Linked DNA regions of Homo sapiens: region 1 is linked to region 2. The links are chromatin contacts, found by Hi-C or POLR2A ChIA-PET in ENCODE. All regions are on one chromosome and are shown on one strand. The core of a region is the stretch at or near the end of the contact, and the rest is flanking DNA. Distances in the headings are between cores, read along the strand shown.

Region 1 (4,685 bases), core at 1,000-3,499, 160 kb before region 2:
TCAAACTTAATCTCCAGTGGAGTGGTGTTGGGAGGTGGGGCATCTGGGAGGTGATTAGGTCACGGGGGTAGGGCCCTCAGGAATGGGATTAGTGCCCTAGTAAAAGAAGCCCAAGAAAGCTTGTTTGTCCCTTCTGTTATGTGAAGACACACATAAGCGTCATCCATGAGGAACTGACCCTACCAGACATTGAATGTACTTGCACCTTGATTTTAGACTTTCCAGCCTTCGGAACTGTAAGATATCAATTTCTGTTATTTATAAATTACCCAGTATTTTGTTATAGGAGCCCAAATGAACTGAGATAACCCCTCAGCTGAGATGGAGCAGAACAGGAAGTTGGGGAGGATGACTTGGGGACTTTAACTTCAGAAGGTTGAAGTCTAGATTTTTAACTCACAAAGGCAAGATTAGTTGATGTCGAATTTCCATTTCTTTGGACTTTAGTTTGCAAAGGGATTTATTTAATCTTTGAAATTTAATTTCTCCCTAGGGGTTATATTCAAATTTGTGGAATTTCTGTATATTGTTATTATTGGAGCGTTTTAATGCTGTCATTTAATTGAACTAAATGGCCTCTGATATGTTATGTTGGACAATGTGACTAGACATAATTTGGAATGCAAAATGGGAAAAAAATCTGAATGTTCAACCTTAGGGATATAGTTGCCCTAAAGTAGATTAAGACATAATTTGGAATGCAAAATGGGAAAAAATGGGAATGTTCAGACTTGGGGATACAGTCGCCTTAAAGTATATTAAGATTCTGTTCTGACCCATTTCAGAGCCTTCTGGGGCCCTATCTACGCCACTGGTTTGTAACCCTTGTTGTATATCAGAACTAGCTGACAAGTGAGTAATGGCTAAAGCTATTTACTCAAAATTTGTTCTGATCTGCAATGTAGTTGGGCTCTGAGCCTCTTTTCAGACCTGAGCCTCAGTACCATGCATAAGCTTTCCCATCTCTGGTAGGTTCTGACAGGAAAGCTTTTAAAATGCTGATTCTTAGGCTCTGCCAGGGATTCTTACTTAATTGGCCTGGCAGGGCCCAGGGCACAGTGCCTAGTTGTGAAGTTGTATTAAAAGGTACATTTGGGGGCAGGCGCGGTGGCTCACACCTGTAATCCCAGCACTTTGGGAGGCCGAGACGGGCAGATCACTTGAGGTAAGAAGTTCAAGACCAGCCTGGCCAACGTGGTGAAACCCCATCTCTACTAAAAATACAAAAATTAGCCGGGCGTGGTGGCAGACGCCTGTAATCCCAGCTACTCGGGAGGCTGAGGCAGGAGAATCACTTGAATCTGGGAGGCAGAAGTTACAGCGAGCTGGGATCGCACCACCGTGCTCCAGCCTGGGTGATAGAGCGAGACTCTCTCTCAAAAACAAAACGAAACAAAACAAAACAAAAAGGGTATATTTGGGCCAGGTGGGGTGGCTCACCCTTGTAATCCTAGCAACTTGGGAGGCCAAGGCAGGAGGATCACTTGAGCCCACGAGTTCAAGACCAGACTGGGCAACATGGTGAAACCCCGTCTCTACAAAAAATATAAAAAATTAGCCAGGAATAGTGGAGTGTGCCTGTAGGCCCAGCTACTCAGGAGGCTTGGGTGGGAGGATCACCAGAGCCCAGGAAGTCAAGGCTGCAGTGAGTCGTGATTGCGCCACTGCATTCCAGTCTGGGCGACAGAGTGAGATCCTGTCTCAAAAAAAAAAAAAAGAAAAAAAAGAAAGAAAAGAAAGAAGAAAAGGAAGGAAGGAAGGAAGGGAGGGAGGGAAGGAAGGAAAGGAAGGTACATTTCGGGGCACGGTGGCTCACACCTGTAATCCCAACAACTTGTAAGACTGAGATGGGAATTCAAGACCAAGACCAGCCTGGGCAACACAGCAAGACCCCATCTCTAAAAATAAACACATAAATGCTGCTGCTGCTTTTTTTTTTTTTTTAAGGTGCATTTGGCTCATAAACGTCACAGGCTTTGTCCGTAAAAAAGGAGAAATGTTTGTTCCCTGTCTGCTTTCTCTTTTCACTTAGGGGTTCTCAAGTGTGGGTGTGGACCCTCCACCAAAATACCTAACACTGGGTGCACTATAAATGCTTGTTTGATGAATGATGTTGTTGGCAGTGCACCCCAGAGGTCCCATTTTTCACATATGAGGAACCACTCCTAATTATTTAGCCCAGGATATGATTCATCTAGGTGAAAACCCTTTCCAAACAGATTGCCACACCTGTGATTCTTCGCTCTTGGGAAAAGACAGAGTAAAAGAGCAAAGTTTTGTGAGAGGTTGGGAGGTGGCGGTGGTAGCAGGGACGGAGCCGTGGAGGAGCAGGTGCAGAGGTGCAGAGAGAAGCCCCGTTCACCCAACCTGGGTGAGTTCCCTGCACAGAAGAGGCCTCGTGGGCAGCTTAGCTTTTGACAGTAAAGATGCCTACAGCAGGAAAAAAACGGGGATGAGCTGTGGGCAGAGAGGCGTGAAGTCAGGAAACACAGGATCTAGCCCAGCTCTGACGGTGACGAGCCAGTGAGCCCTTGATCTCCCTAGCCTCAGGCTCCTCATCTGATCTGTGGAGGTCGAACCTGGATGTTTTCCAAAGTTGGTTTTAGGTAAAACAGTTTGAAATTGTATGGCCAGCTTCAATTATATAAATATTTTAAATTTCTATATGAAGATAGCACCAACAAAGTTACAGGGCAAGCAAAGATCCAAAGATTGGAAACAGTGTCTCCCTCAAATGGGGAACAGTTAAATAAATGATGGTGTCCCTGTAGCTACCCACTGGAATATCATGCAGTGGTAAAAAGAAAGCAGAGGCTCTTTACATACTGATAAGGAACAATCTTCAACTCACAGGTAAATAAGATAGTAAGGTGCAGGCTGGGGGCAGTGGCTCATGCCTGTAATCCCAGCACTTTGAGAGGCTGAGGCTGGCAGATCACCTGAGGTCAGGAGTTTGAGACCAGCCTGGCCAACATGGCAAAACCCCGTCTCTACTAAAAATACAAAAATCAGCCGGGCGTGGTGGCGGGCACCTGTAGTCCCAGCTACTCAGGAGGCTGAGGCAGGAGAATCTCTTGAACCCAGGAGGTGGAGGTTGCAGTGAGCTGAGATTGCGCCACTGCACTCCAGCCTGGGTGACAGTAATATCGGCTGCTTTCAGAGAGGAAAGCTGGTGACTAGAGAACAGAAGGTGGGCGAGGGGAAACTTCTTATTGGATACTCCTTTGTACCTTTCACACTTCAAACCATGTAACTGTATTACCTTGGGGACAGAGTAGTATCACCTATTAAATCAATCATTTAAAAAATCAAATGATAAACTGGAAGAATTTTGAATTTTTTTGATAATGGCACTTGCCCATCATTCTGCCTGGTTCAGGAGTCACTTATGCATGCATCTTTTTTTTTTTTTTTTCTGAGACAGTCTCACTCTGTCGCCAGGCTGCATTGCAGTGGTGTGAACTTGGCTCACTGCAACCTCCACCTCCTGGGTTCAAGCGATTCTCATGCCTCAGCCTCCTGAGTAGCTGGGATTACAGGTGCCTGCCACCATGCCCGGCTAATTTTTGTATTTTTAGTAGAGATAGGGTTTCACCATGTTGGCCAGGCTAGTCTTGAACTCATGACCTCAGGTGGTCCACCTACCTCGGCCTCCCAAAGTGCTGGGATTACAGGCATGAGCCGTGGCGCCCAGCCTCATGCATGCATCTTGCAGGAGATCGCCTGGGTTGCCCAGACTCCTCACGGTAACTAACCCACTTGGCCTCTGGGAGAGCCCGTCCCCACACAACATATGCACAGACACCCTCACGTTGTTCTTGGTCCACAGAAGCGACACAGACACTCTTGACCCATCCCTCTGGCAAAGACCAATTTGCCACGCAGATGTCATCAGTTAATATCTCAGGCGCCATCTCCGAAGGGTGTGACAGAGATTGCCAGCTCCCAAGTCAATCTTTGGAAGGGCTCCTGGGTCGCAGTGCCTTTGAGCCTTTATAACCCTCTGCAATTGACTTAGCTTTCTGAGCCAGAGGCAGCCCAGTCTAAACAGGGCACAGAGTGGGAAGGAGACAGGACTGGAATGGCACAGGACATGGGGAAGGGGGCTAGAATTAGATGGGGGAAAACAAATGCTTAATGAAGCAATCCAGAACTCAGGGAGAGGGACCTCCGTGGAAAGGACAGGCGATCAGCTCACCTCCCGCAGCTTCTCCTGGGCCTCAGCGAGCGCGGCTTGCTTCTCCCGAAGCTGAGCCAAGGCAGCGTTCATTCGGATTCGCTTGGGCTCCACCACCCGATATAGCCGCCCATACAGCTGTGGGGAGACAGTCAGGCTGTGGGAGTCGCCCACCAACCCACCAACCCCCTCACCTCCAGGCATCCCCTCCTTCCACCTGGGTCTGTGCATCCGCACTCCCCCAGGCCTGCCCTCCCTACCGCCCCGCCCCAGCCCTGACGCCTTTACCTCCATGGCCCGCACCCACATGCAGAGGGACTTGGCAGCCAGGGAGACGCGGCCGATGATATCAGGCTGGAAGTCAGGCTGGGCGCAGTAGGCCCCAATCTTCTTCAGAACCTTATCTGAGATATTGTCTTTATCAAAGTTGATCAGTGACTTGATGAAGTTCTGTTCCCCTGTGGGATGAAAATTAGGGGCCTTAGCCAGAGGCTTAATGCCATCCTCC
Region 2 (4,805 bases), core at 1,270-3,769:
CACCCACATGGTGAGGGTGAACATGGCGGTGAGGAACCCATAAAAAACGAGGTAGAAGAGGAGGATAAAGGCTAGGGAGGAGGAAACAGGGTCAGCAGGGCCCAAGGTTCCCACCATAACCTCAACTATCCCCACACACCCCTCTACCCACTCTGAAGTTCTGCACTGGGACTGATCACAGAGCCACAGGGATGTCTTAGAGCCTTCCTCTGGAGGCAAAATGAGACAAACTGGAAACAGGCAGTTGTGTCTGGCTTCTAGCCATGACTCCCAGCCCCCTCCTGGTCCTAGGGCACAGTGAAGCCCGACCTTGTGGAGGTCTGTTATTTTGCCTCCAATTACATTTCCAACTTCTCAACCATGCATAGTCCTGACAAGGCACACATCTGTTACCTCTGCATTCGTACTCATGCTTAAAGCTGTGCTAGCATGGTGCCTTTTAAAGCGGGTACTGGCCACCATTCACAAGCAAACCCTCATACCACCCCGCAGAGACTGGACCCTCAGATTTGAATAGCAACATCTCTCTCCTGGTGCCCTTCAGAAGCCAAACTTTGAACACAGTTCCTGAAATGAAAGACCTAACACTAGCCTAGCTACAAATCTCTCAGAGACGGCTTGTTAGAACCTTCAACAGTCACCCCACCCTCAGTTCACACCCAGCACCCTGGGCAGAGGCAGGGAGGAAAGGCAGAATCTCCCACAGCCTTCCCTTGGTGGGATCTCTCCATGGCTCCCCCGCCTGAAGTAAGGACCCAAGGGCCGGCTGTTCCCACCACCCTGGACTCCCAATCCTTCCATCTCAGAGGACACTTCTTCCATGAAGTCCTCTGGCTCTCCCAAGCATTGCTGGATTCTTCTCATCCCAGGGGCTGGAGTTTGAGTTCCCTGAGGGAATGGATTGCATGGGACCCACTTCGTGTAGGCCCCGAATGGGTGGACTGATGGGGACGGTGCCCAGTGTGGAAAGATTGTAAATCGTGTCACACAGTGTCCTCTGTCCCCTGTGTCTCAACGTCCCAGCTTGACCATCCCTCTTGGAAGAATTCCACCCCTCACCTGCACCTGTGCCGGTCACCAGACCCCCTCCACCCCCCCAACCCCCGACCACTACAGCTCCCTGAGTCCTGCCATGGTCAGCCTGGGGAGGCTTCCAAGTCATCCGACTGTCACAGACACCTGGCTGGCTGATGCACACAAATCACCACAGCGACCACTCCTCCCTCCGTCACCGACATGGGAGCAAAACCTGCAGCCTCGGTAAAACTCATACTATCAGCAGCCCCCCAACCCACAAAGCAGTCCCAGAAGGCTCCCAAGGCCAGGCGGTGGGATACAGACAACTTCCGCCGTGAAGAACCCCCCTAACACACCCCCCAAGACCCGCCCCCTCATGAACGTTCCCAGGGTCCAGGGGGTGGGCACGAGCTAAAAATAGACGGGGCTGCGGAGCTAGTGAGAGCCGGAGGGAGGGAAGGGGCGCTCTTTGGAGGTGGGGGACGCCCGTGTGGAGCGGACAGGCCCCGAGAGGGAGTGTGAGCGCCGGCGCGGACACGCAGGCGGAGCTGGCGACCCCCCGCCCGAGGGGGCTCCGCGGGGGGCGGGAAGGCGGCTGTGACCTACTTTCTCCGCCTCCGCACGGCCAGCCGGGGAGATTAGACTGGCGATTCGGCCCCCTCCCAGCCCAGAGCCCGGCAGGGAGGCTGGACGCCGGGGACCCGGGAGGGGAGCTGGGGCCGCGTCGGCGGGACCCTGCGCCCCCGAGGCGTCGCCCCGCGGCTTTCCCCCGCCCCTTGCGTGCCGGCCCTGCGTACCCCAGCTGGTCCCGGTGCGGCCCATAAACTGGTGCGTCCTCGGGTTCCACACGAACTCCTTCCACTCCTCAACCACCTGCCCGCAGCTCTTCTTCTCTTTCTGGATGACCATCTTGGTGGCGCGGGGCGAGTCCGGGCGCGGGGCGGGGGGTTGCGGAGAAGCGGGGGCGCCGCGCGCTGAAGCCCTCCACACACCCAAAAGCACGGGGAGCGAAGGCGGCGCGGGCAAAGGAGACCCCCCTCAGATATGCAGCTGCTGCAGATTCCGGGGTGCACGACCACGCGCTGCGGGGTGCTGGCAGCGCGGCGGAAGATGCACCGATCCTAGGCCCCCCAACTGCGATGAAAAGGGGTGCTGTCAGAGCAGGGGAGAATAACAAGAGGAAGGGGTATGAATGCAGCTTCACCCCCCACCAAACCGTCTAGAAACAAAACGAAATGGGGTGCAAAAACAGACGGCTACAAAAACCGAGCAGAACGCAGAAAAAAAGCGGGGTACAAAAAGGCAGAGAGAGGTGGGGGAGGGGGCCGCCCCGAAATCCAAGATGCAAAGAAGCTGTGGAACGAAGCTCAAGGCTCGCTCCGCCAAGCGGAGACCACTGCACCGGTGGTGGCTCAGCCGCGGGGGTGGGGCGGGGACGCGCAGCTGGGGGACAGCCAGGGATGGGGGGCCCCCCAGGCGGAGGCTCCGCTCCTCAGCAGTGCGAGGCCCGCGGTCGCCGAGCGCGGTCTTTATACTCTGCGGCTCTGGGGGTGCCCGCCCCCTTCCCACCCCCAGAAGCTCCGCCTCCTCGCCACTGGCCCAGGCGACCTCATACATATGTAAATATGGAGAGGTTGGGCCCGCCCCCCTGACTTCTCTTAGGGACCTAGCTGTCTCTCCATTACCCCCACCCCAGGTACTAGACTGGGACAGGGTGGGAGGAAGAGATAGAGGGCGTGTCCGGGCGGAGTAGAGGGAAAGATAACCCCAGAGAAACACAACGGCAGAGAGAGAAGCCGATATATGCTCAAAGGTGGGGGCCCCAGGCAGGGAGTTAGAAAGAGACTAAGATACAGATGCGGCGGAAGAGTCCGGGAGCAGATGGGGCAGAATGTCAGAGGAATAAAGAGCTAGAGATCAAGAAAGAGAGCGAAGAGACCAGCCGGGAGGCTGGCCGAGCCAGGAGGGAAGCTAGGACAGGCCCCGCAGAGATGGATAAAGGCCACCCCCAGAGGGACGTTCCCCTGTTGGGAGCCGCTACCAGTCCCCCAGACGCCTCCTTCTCCAATCTCACAGCCCCTGTCCACACCACCTGGCTCTGTCCACGTGCAGAGGCTTCCCCATCTTCCCATCACGTCTCCCTGAAGCCCTCTCAACACCACATTCCCAGTCCCCAGCACTGCCCTGAGATCCCAGCCCTGCAGCCAGGTCTACTTCGGTTCTCTGCCTCCTGGCACCCCCACCCCCACGTCGGAACTCACCTCCTTATGTGTCTACTTGGGTCAACAAACATTTATTGAGCACCTCTATAGACTGTGTGCTGTAGCCCTGGGGAGGCCAGAGAGGTTACACTGAAGCCACATCTCTCACGGGGCTCACAGTCTAGGGCGGGAGTACACTTGCTCTACATACCACATGTTAAGAATCATTATCTCAAGCCGGGCACGGTGGCTTATGCCTGTAATCCCAGCATTTTGGGAGGCCGAGGCGGGCAGATCACGAAGTCAGGAGTTCGAGACTAGCCTTGCCCACATGGTGAAACCCCGTCTCTACTTAAAAATGCAAAATTAGGCCAGGCGCGGTGGCTCACGCCAGTAATCCCAGCACTTTGGGAGGCCGAGGTGGGTGGATCACGAGGTCAGGAGATCGAGACCATCCTGGATAACACAGTGAAACCCCGTCCCTACTAAAAATACAAAAAAAAAAAATTAGCTGGGCGTCGTGGCGGGAGCTTGTAGTCCCAGCTACTTGGGAGGCTGAGGCAGGAGAATGGCATGAACCCGGGAGGCGGAGCTTGCAGTGAGCCGAGATCGCTCCACTGCACTCCAGCCTGGGCAACAGAGCTTCCGTCTCAATAAAAAAAAAAAAAAAAATTAGCTGGGCATGGTGGTGGGTGCCTGTAGTCCCAGCTACTCAGGAGGCTGAAGCAGGAGAATTGCTTGAACCCGGGAGGCGGAGCTTGCAGTGAGCTGAGATCACGCCATTGCACTCCAGCTTGGGCAATAGAGTGAGACTTCGTCTCAAAAAAAGAGAGAAAAAAAAAATCATTATCTCGGCCAGGCCCAGTGGCTCATGCCTGTAATCCCAGCTCTATAGGAGGCCGAGGCCAATGGATCACCTGAGCAAGGGAGTTCGAGACCAGAGGTCAGGAGTTCAAGACCAGCCTGGCCAACATGGTGAAACTGCGTCTCTACTAAAACTAAAAAAATTAGCCGGGTGCGGTGGTGGGAGCCTGTAATCCCAGCTACTCAGGAGGCTGAGGCAAGAGAATTGCTTGAACCTGGAAGGTGGAGGTTGCAGTGAGCCGAGATTGTGTCACTGCACTCCAGCCTGGACAAGAGCAAAACTCCATCTCAAAAAAATGGTATGCATTGAATGAATGAATGAATGAATGGGAGTTGGGGCTGGCCTCTGAAGGGTAGGTAGTCTTCCAGGACAAAGGAATGAAAGGCACAGAGGTGTGAAGTCAGGAGTAAGCACAGTCTACCCCAGGAGTGGCTGGCTTGGCTCCAGGAGAGAACTAGTCGGAGACTAGTGGGAAAGGAGGTTGGGGACACAGCATGGGTGTGGATTGCGGAGTACCCTGCAGGTTAGACTGAAGAATCAGGACTCTATCCTACAGGCTAATAAGAAGCCACTGAAGAACTTTCAGCTGAGGAGTGGCCTAATTAAAGCTGTATTTTGAGAAAATTAATCCCGAATCTGCTGCAGAATAGACTGAAGCATGGCCAGCTGCATAATTGTCAGGATCCAGTGCAAAATGGAAATGCAGGGACCCTTGTTCAAAA

Evidence for each region. Hi-C counts contacts between places; a loop is a spot of excess contacts on that map. ChIA-PET counts read pairs that join two places held with the same protein, here RNA polymerase II (POLR2A). Pooled maps may share reads with other maps.
Region 1: a map of left cardiac atrium shows a loop between it and region 2 (2.8-fold over the local background). The contact joins the enhancer-like site here to the promoter of ATP1B2 in region 2. A Hi-C loop is called at or near these places in 1 of 168 maps with a recorded cell type or tissue (left cardiac atrium) and 1 of 50 pooled maps. POLR2A ChIA-PET finds 5 or more read pairs at or near these places in 2 of 52 experiments (K562 and PC-3).

Annotation. Positions count from the first base shown.
Region 1 is chr17:7,807,100-7,811,784 of GRCh38, reverse strand. DNAH2 (dynein axonemal heavy chain 2) reads right to left here. Exons shown (of 86, transcript NM_020877.5): 62 at 4,466-4,635; 63 at 4,199-4,315. Among named protein-coding and RNA genes, the nearest start is that of KDM6B, 25 kb to the left of the region's middle. Within about 2 kb of position 2,249, at least 3 of the 41 ENCODE cell types and tissues checked have a DNase peak (open chromatin) inside an H3K27ac peak, as active enhancers do; they include PC-3, where a contact is called at or near this core.
Region 2 is chr17:7,648,640-7,653,444 of GRCh38, reverse strand. It overlaps ATP1B2 (ATPase Na+/K+ transporting subunit beta 2), which reads right to left and starts at 2,519. Exons shown (of 7, transcript NM_001678.5): 1 at 1,815-2,519; 2 at 1-71. The coding sequence starts at 1,926. RefSeq lists enhancers at 1,949-2,591, 2,866-3,366, 3,367-3,867 and a silencer at 2,460-2,609.